2 separate regions of the Homo sapiens genome follow, and region 1 is linked to region 2. A link is a contact called in ENCODE Hi-C or POLR2A ChIA-PET data. All regions are on one chromosome and are shown on one strand. The core of a region is the stretch at or near the end of the contact, and the rest is flanking DNA. Distances in the headings are between cores, read along the strand shown. Region 1 overlaps GNAQ (G protein subunit alpha q). Region 2 overlaps GNAQ (G protein subunit alpha q).

What was found. A loop is a pair of places that touch in the nucleus more often than their neighbours do. ChIA-PET counts read pairs that join two places held with the same protein, here RNA polymerase II (POLR2A). Pooled maps may share reads with other maps.
Region 1: a loop to region 2 is called in a map of endothelial cell of umbilical vein, with 2.8 times the contacts of the local background. The contact joins two enhancer-like sites. A Hi-C loop is called at or near these places in 9 of 168 maps with a recorded cell type or tissue (CD4-positive, alpha-beta memory T cell, Caco-2, astrocyte of the cerebellum and 6 more) and 7 of 50 pooled maps. POLR2A ChIA-PET finds 5 or more read pairs at or near these places in 6 of 52 experiments (K562, PC-3, PC-9 and 3 more).

What each region holds. Positions count from the first base shown.
Region 1 is chr9:77,845,562-77,849,767 of GRCh38, reverse strand. All of the region lies in intron 2 of GNAQ (G protein subunit alpha q), which reads left to right. Among named protein-coding and RNA genes, the nearest start is that of GNAQ, 180 kb to the left of the region's middle. Within about 2 kb of position 2,349, at least 6 of the 41 ENCODE cell types and tissues checked have a DNase peak (open chromatin) inside an H3K27ac peak, as active enhancers do; they include endothelial cell of umbilical vein, where a contact is called at or near this core.
Region 2 is chr9:77,907,314-77,911,924 of GRCh38, reverse strand. All of the region lies in intron 2 of GNAQ (G protein subunit alpha q), which reads left to right. It overlaps LOC107987081 (a long non-coding RNA gene), which reads left to right. Exons shown (of 2, transcript XR_001746758.3): 2 at 1-4,611. Among named protein-coding and RNA genes, the nearest start is that of GNAQ, 120 kb to the left of the region's middle. Within about 2 kb of position 2,429, at least 3 of the 41 ENCODE cell types and tissues checked have a DNase peak (open chromatin) inside an H3K27ac peak, as active enhancers do; they include endothelial cell of umbilical vein, where a contact is called at or near this core.

The sequences.
Region 1 (4,206 bases), core at 1,100-3,599, 62 kb after region 2:
TTGAGCCTAGGAGGTTGAGGTTGCAGTGAGCCATGATTGTGCCACTGCTCTCCAGCCTGGGCATCAGAGAAGGCAAGTAAGAGAAGAGCTGAAAGGGGCCCCTTGGATTCGATCATCTCCTGCCAGCTCTTGCTTTGTGGAACTGTGGTGGAGGTGGAAAACAGATTACAACAGGATGGGGGAAGCAGGGTAGGAAGCAGGTTGAAAAGCCAGTACGGATGACCAGATGACCATTTTCCTTCAGTTTAGCTGGGAGAGGATTCAGAAAGCACTGGCCGGTAAGGTACCCATGGGGTCAGGTTTAAATCATCATTCTAGTTGTAGACCCCACATGGCTCCACATTGAACTCCTGACCCCACTCCAGTATCAAGGCTTTGTCTCGATATTGTCTGTGGCTGAGAAGTAGTGCACTATCAGGTCTATAAAATCTCTGGTAAAATAAAAAAAAACTCTTATTATTTCTATTTTTTAGATAGTTTTAGGATGCTTGAGAGTCATGTTTTAATTCCCCCATCCCTGCAGTGAGATGTTATGTTGCTTTCTGGAAAACCTTTGGGAGTCATCAGTTATCCTCTTCCACGGTTAAATAATCGACGTCCTTTGCTGTCGGCTGGAGCAGGGGGTGCTGTCCTGTGACTCATGTGTTCTCATTCACAGCATGTTGAGCAATGCACTTGGTGCTAGTGCCTAATAAAGCATGCTGAGGATGTTGTCACTGAGCTCGAATTTTCCTCAGTGGGGCTAGATTTCTGTCACCACACATTTTTCTTCTTGCTACACTCTGAGACACTTCTCAATGAAACATTTGTCCTTTTTTCCTTTATTATGTCTAGAACGGTGTCTTCTCTAACTTAGTATTGCATTTTGCTGTCGGGTATTTATCTCTGATTCTGAATTGTATTTTTAGTGTTGCTTGTGTTCTTTCCTTTTCCTTTTTCCCCAACAAAGAACTTCTTGGAAGGTCTTCCATCCCTGTCTCCCTCCAGACTGCCTTAGGGAAGCCAGAAGCCATGCACAGTGAGACTTATGATGCGGACGTTGGCTCTGATGAGAGGCCAATACCACAGCCCTCAGAAGGGCAAAGGCTCAGCTCCCTGGATAGACCACTCCTTATTCCCACCACACTAATTAATTGTCATCTCAGAAGGCAATGAGACCAATTGTTCTGGCATTGCCCTGGCCAAGCCAACTCTGGAAGAGGCAGTGAGCTGCCAGCTTTTCTGCTGTTGGCCAGGAATCTGTATCCCAGCAGTCTGTCAGGGAAAACAGGCCAATTTGGGGTTTGAATTGCTGCCTCAGAGATGCCAGCAATGGGGTTGCTTGTTAAGAGAGTTGCACCCTAAGACTCTAGTGAAATAGCTTGAAGATCTGTGAGAGTGGTTTGAATTCCGACATGTGAAAGTATGTGCTTTGCTTGTGAAGTGGAAATTGCCCTATTCAAGTGGGCTTATGAGTCCCCTTTGTCACTTAGCTTGTCACTGAACTTAAAATCTTTGTTCTTTACTTTCAACTTTACTGAGGGGGAAGAATTTGGTGTTAATAGATGTGAAAGCTCTGTAGAAGATGTTACTGGACACATCAGAGAAAGAACTGTGATTTTTAGACTCTTGGCAGTGGCTTCACAGTGGCCCCAAGGAGACAGGGGTAGGTGGGACTGTTCTCATTGATCGTGATAGAGACAGTGAAGCAGAAAACCACTTATGTGATTTGTCTGAGGTCCTACCTAGCTGGCTGAAATCCAGAGCATCCAACACGACTACATCACCTAACATCTAAAATGACATTGCCTTGAAGGGAGAGAAACTGAAATGGACAGATACTTAAGTGCAGGTCTGCTGCTACCATAGAGTGCCTTTGTGCAAATGGAAAAGGCATCTCTAGGCCCCATGGGCAGGCAGATTACACAAAGGTGCTTCTTAGTGACTAACCAAGGCACACAGCTTGGTGAGCAGAATGCTGACTGGTTCCAGGCCCCAGGTTGATCTCCACCACATGTCCCTTTGCACAAGGCCCAAAATGCACAACCACATAGGGAGGCCCTGCATAGACGTTTGCCTTGACAGTGGACTAGTTCATAGATATTTGTAGCCAGTTGACCAAATCCTTATTTTACCTCCCCACTTTTCATTCCCAAGGTAAAAAATAAAGTTCATCTATTAAAAAACTAATTGTATGTGCCCCACCTTAACAGTATTCTTAAGGAGCTCTATTTTTTTAACCACTTTTCTCTCCCTGTAAATTATACTACCCACCCTTCCTTTTTGATATCTGCTGTAGCAAATTGTAAGGCAGCACTCTGCCCACAGGACGTGGTCTTTAAAGGAGTCATTTCCTCTTCCATCTCCTCCAGGCCATTCCCATCGTGTTTTTCGTGGCACTGGCAACAGGAAGGCACACTGAATAGCAGTGCTGAAAAGGCACTTTGTTGTTTATGTTATTACTGTGGGTTTGTCTCTGCCTAATAATTAGCGTTTCCGGCTTTCTGAATTTATTTGCCAAAATATTTGCAGGACTTTCGTGAACAAATAAGGGATGTGTTTCTTGACATAACTGACCACTGCCTTGCAAGGCTGAGCGAGAGATGTTTCTAGACATAATAGACCACTGCCTTGCAAGGCTGAGCAAACTTCTGGCTGTCGGAGTTTTTTTAGATGGATTTGCTCAGGGAAAGATTATCCTAGTAAGGCAAACACCTTCTAAATCACTAATCTGGCATTGATGCTATCTCAGCGACCACAGTTCAGGAAGTTCGAAGTATTCCAGTGTTCCTTTCAGGACAGGGTAGGTCATTACTGAGGGGTGGCGAGTTCTTGGGTCCCAGGGGCAAAAGTCTAGTCCTGTCTGAGTTCCCTCCCAGTGAAGTTCGTGAGCCTCAGCTTCCTCATCTGTAATGTGAGATAATCATATTTGTCTTGTCTGGCTCATAGAATTGTAGTTGAGGGTTAAATGAAAGAAAATATATGTAGAAGTGCTTTGCTAACTCTAAAACATTACAAAAATGTTATTTATATTAGACTCTAAGGATACTGTTCTCTGAGGGAGGATTAACCAAGGAGAGAGCCTTGTTCACTATATTTAGGTTAAAAGGGACGTGCTTCACTCTCTGCTGCATTTTCTCCTCACATAAAGGAGAAAATAAGATGATAAACAGTTCGGCCATCTCCCTGGCCCCTTCCCGACCTACCTTACCCATCTAACTGGTTCCTTCTCTGTGTTGTTCTTTTGAAGAGGTCTTCTTGGCCTACCAGGATTGCCCACGTTTCTTTGGACCCATTGCACACCCATAAGGACCACCCCCTTCATTCTTTTTTCCTATCATAATCAGCCTCTCCTAACCAGCTTGTTTTTCTAGCTGGGCAACAATAACTCAAATCCCTGCAAGTGTGCAGGTGAATGGAGCAGGCAGGGTGAGGAATTGATGGCATTGAAGCAGGCGGAAAGCGCTTGCCCCTCCCAAGGGGCAGCCACAGCTTGGCTGCAGCCAGCTGTTACCTTGTGGAATTGAGGGCCCTGACTTGCCACACATCTCCTGATTTTTCAAGAGAAGGCAGAAATCAGGATTTTTAAGGGAAATTTCCTCATTTTTAATGTTGGAAGCTATTTCAATGTTTTTTAAATTATATTACGCAAATCAACAGACCGTGGCCAAACAGCACGTTTGTGAACTGTGTTTTGCCCACAGACGGCTGGTTTGTGACCATCTTCAGGTCTTTGAGCACAAGTGTGCCTCGTTTCCTCAAGGATAATACACATGAATGCAGTGCTCAGCTAGAGCATCGCCTCCTGGCCTACCTCTGACTCTCTCTAGTTTCACTTGGTCACATTTCTCTTTGATCTGCTGTGACATGACTCCCACTTTAAGCAACAACTCTTTCTTTAGTTGACGGTGACATTTTTTTAGGACCCTCTTATCTATACTAGTCTTGGCCTTTCTGCCCTCAGGGTCCCTATGCTAGACCCTCCAAGATACCACCCTTTCTTCAAGCCGAGTGATGATTGCCCATGTCAGTCACTTTCCATCTGTTGCAGATTGTTTATACTGTGTAAAGTTTTACAGTAAGTGTCTTTGCTGCTTTCAGTGTTTCTGGATGAGGTGGTCGTCTTTCTGATTATAAAGAGATGGTTGTGAGATGCTGAGGAAGGATAGATACAAGCCTTATAGTGAACTTGGAATTGTGTTCTTTATGTGCTTATGGAATTGTGTT
Region 2 (4,611 bases), core at 1,180-3,679:
GCTTAGTAAAAGGACTTTTATTTTTCCTAGTTTGATAATACGGTTTTCTTTTTTAGATCAGTGTCCTTATTTATGAAGGGTGATGGTGGCTTCATTATTATTCAGTGATGTTCTTTCTCACTTTAAGCATTTCCTCTAACAAGAGTTGGAGCTGGACACTGAGTGCAATGGAGTTCTACCAAATTCCCCTTCCACAAATCGCTTTTTGGGCCAACATGGCTCTACAGCACCGGATTTTGCATCAGAATCCCTTCGAGTTTCTTATCTTCACCATCTGTAGCATTTAGATTGAAAAGGCTTACCTGGGTTTTCTTTTTTTGTGTTTTATGATCTCAAGCTATTGGGAGTAGACCAATTCGTGTGGCTCAATATGAGAGTTAAAGTTACGTCAGAAGGTAATGAAAGCTGATTTTGCCCTTTTATTAACTATAGTATTTTAATCCTGGTATGTAAAATTATTACTCATTTGTGCCTAATGCAGATAATGGGAAGCAGCTCACTGTGGTAAAGTAGGGGCATTAAGCACAGGTGCAACTGTAAACATGTATCCACATACACACGTATACACACACTCATGTATGCCAGCAATGACCTTTGGACACTACATTGTATATGTATGTGGGAATAAAACTGATGGACGTCCAGCATTATCTCTAAATTGTACACATGCAGTGACTGTCTTTGCATAATGTTCCCCCAGCTTATGCTTGGTGGCCTATCTGCATTGTTTTTCATCTCATCTCAAAGTAACCTAGCTCAGCTTGTCTTCAGCTCATGCACAGCTTCCACAGCCACAGCTCAGTTCATCTTTAGCTAATCCAAATCGTTTAAAATTGGATGAAAGGAAGAAAATTAACACTTGAGGGCAGAGATTGGGCCTTAATTACTTAAACCTAGTTCAGTATTTGACATATGGTTCTACTCTGTTGAATGAATTAACGAGTGAACACTTGTTGACCGTGATGGGTTTTGTGTACTGTGTGGTATACACACAAGAACACAACTACTGGAGTCATACACAACTTGGTTTGAAACATACTCTACGACAAAACTGTTGTGTGGTGTTAAGCAAATTAATGTCTCTGAATTCCAGTTTTCTTATTTCTAAAATAGTGGTGATTCTAATGCCTAGTTCACAATGTGTTTTGAGAATTACATAGTCTGGAAAAGTTGAAAGTGTTGTCCATTGTTAAATGGAGATGATGTTCTTTAGTCATTCAACAAATGTTTGCTAAGTATCTCCTATGTTGTAGTCAACAGAAACTGATATGGCTGATTAAAAAAAAAAAATAGCACTCTAAGGAACATTACTGATTGGTCCAAACACATGAGCGAACTCTGCTTTAGCAGCCTGTCTCTAAACTGCTCTCAGCTGCTTAGACAAACCTGCGCAGAATGACCAGGAATTGACAGCCACCATATAAAACACATGTGGCATAGTTTAACGCATTTTAGTAGGAAGTTGTGAAGCTGGTCATTTGGCTGTTCTTGGTTAACTCCTGGCAAAGCATCAGATGAATACTTTCCTTGTTCTTTTAAACCAAGTAATGTATTGTTTTCCCTTGTTAATTTTAAAACAATGCATCTATTTTCAGTTAGGCAGAATATATTTGTTGGAGCCAAGGAAAGTGAATGCCTGAATGGAGGTCGAGGGAGGATATGAGAAATGCTGGGGCATTTCCTTCTCATTTTTACGCCACTGGAGAAGTCATCTCAGTGATGCACTTAGTTTTTGCTATTGTAGAAAATCAGGGTAGTGCTTACTTAATATTTAGCAAAGCAATAGTTTCCTTCATTTTAATAGCATGTATCAAAACCTAAAAACTTGTTGCTTCTCAGGAATTGTAGTCTTATTCTTTATTATATTGTTTTGCCCTAAATTACTTACACCTGCTATGCAATTATGTTTTTAAATAGTATGTTGTTAACCTACTCATGATTTTCATTAGTACAAGCATGTATATCCAAACATGAATATCAGCAAGAAATGCACTTTAAAAAATGACTTTTTGTGTCATTTCATGTTATATTATGATACTTTTCCTTTCAGGAGAGAAAAAAATAAGCTCTTCATTAATAGCTGCAGTTACTCATTTTGGCTTTTCCCGTATAAATGTATACTTTTACCACCTTTATTTTCCTGATTTTATGTTTCTTAAAGTGAATTTGTTAAGAAGATACCTTTAAGTTGTTGCTACCACTTTGTAAGATGCATATGCAGTTGTTGTTTTTTTTTTTTTTACTATCTTGTGTTATTTGTTAAAACTGAAATGTAACTGAAAGGACTGGCATATATCAAGAAATGTGATATCCCCGCTGAGATGAGCAGTAGTATTGGATTGGCTGGTAGGTTATCTGCTTCTGTCAATGTGCACACTTCCTTTGTGGTAAAAAGTATAACGGTTTTGAACTAAAAAGAAGACTGTACTGAGTGTTGTCGATATTGGCCTCCCTGTGAGGTGGTGAAACGTCCTTAAAAACAGTGCTTCTGTGGTAAGAGTTCAGTTAATTAGGTGATTGTGTGTGCATTCTCTAAGGCACTAGCCTAGTCTTTCTTCTCTTGACCGTCTTCTAGCCATTTTACTATCTACTGGGCAGCTGGTGGATGGCAACAGGATGAGATCATGTAGCTGTTTGATTGTATTAATGGAACACTGCAGTCAAAGTACCTCACTAAAGTTGGGGATTAAAATACTTTTAGATTCACCTTTCAGTTGACCTTGATCCTTGGCATAAAATAATCAATACCATATGCTTTGTGGGTGGCGTGTATCAGTGTTGTGCAGTTTTTGCCAGCCATGGAGGAGAATGGTGGCCCAGAGGAAGGGGTGCCTTTTTCTCTCTACAGCACTCTCTTTTTGCCAGACTCTATAAACAGAAAGTGGAGAGGTGGGTACATTATTCTCATATGCACAGAAGTGCCACATATTCCAGTGATGACAGCTTTGGGTCTTCCTAACTGAATGTGAGGTTGAGAACATTGATTTTGTGTTCTAGAGTATTGCTTCTCGAACTTGAATATGTATACAAATCATGTGAGGCTCTCATTAAAATGCATATTTGTATTTCAGTAGATCCAGGGTGGGCCTGAGATTCTGCTTTCCTCACAAGCTGATGCTGAAGCAGCCCAAAGTAAAGGCCTCTTGGAAGTAACTGACTCTCTGCCACCAGAGGCAATATGAAATCACCAGTAGGCTACCTTTTGGAGAGAAGATCCCAGAAAATACTTCAATAGGATTTTGGCCATGAGACATTCAGCAAATTATTTAAACTCTCCATGCTATGCCTTGTCGGAAATGTGAGGAGATAATAGTATTCACTTTGTATGGTTAGTGTGAGCATTAATGACAATATATAGATGCAAAACTTTTGGGACAATAACATCAACATAGTCAGTGTCTACTAAATGGTTGTTGAATTCTTCCCAGAAAGTGCTAGGTCAGGAGAAATGTATATCTGTTTGGGGAAAGTGCACAGTATTTGAGAAGAAATTGCTTATTGTTTAAAGACATACAAGAGGCTATGATCCAAGAATGAGACTTGGGTTCCATGATCCGGTGCAACAGTGGTTTCTTGGGAGCAGTGGCTGGCCTCTGGTAGGATTTAAGGCATCAGAATGTCAATGAAAGTGGGGGCCCTTCTGAAGGGGTTCATGGATTTCTGTCACTGCTGAGATAAAGGAGTCTTAACTTTTTTCCCTTGACTGCAGGGTGTTTGTAAGGTAAGGAAGGAGGCAGATAGTCGAATAACGAAAGAGGCAAAGGGACAGAAGAAAAAGGGAGAGAAATAACTTTAGCCAACCACTTCTGGGCCTTTTTCATTTAATATGCTCCAAAATGTGAGGTAAGTAGTAGTGTTCTAATTCTACAGATGAAAAATGTTTAAAATACCTGCCCCAAATAACTCAATTTTTAAGTTTATGGGGCTGGATTAAGCCCAACCCAGAATTAGGCTTAATTCCCTAAAGGCAGCTCGTATACTTGACTCCATAAACACCTTTGGCACCTAGGACACATGTATTTAATTTTCTTGTGCAAAAGAGTAAATGCAGTTACCTGTGGCCACTCCAGCTGTCTTTCCACCACTTCAGCCAGCTAAAGTTACTGCCGTGTCCCCAGGACCTAGCAAAGGGCCTGACCCACAGTTAGGCTCAGTAAATACTATGGAATGAATGAGTCAGTATTTAATCAGAGAGCCGATTACATGATACCACTATTATTATGGATCTTTTAAACTTTTAACTCTGATACCACCTATTTGATTTCTCCTTCTTGACTGTACACTCCTTTTACTTGTTCTTTATGTTTTTTGTTAATCCACACACTTCACATCGACTTAAATAATTTTTAAAATGCCACCAAGTATTTTTCATTTCTCTTCGAGCCAGAGGAAGTGTAAGACATGTACTTTGCTTATGGGGACTTGCAGTCTCATTGGAGAGGCAAGATACTTAACAAAATTATTTAGTTCTTTAATGTGCAGTCAAGGCAGAGTTTCTATAGGAAAGCTCATATATTCTTTCTTTCTTTCCTTATTTCCCTTTCTTTGCCTCCTTTCCTGCTGTTCTGGGTTGGTGCATGTAGTGATGCATCTGGCAGTGCTGGGTGTTTG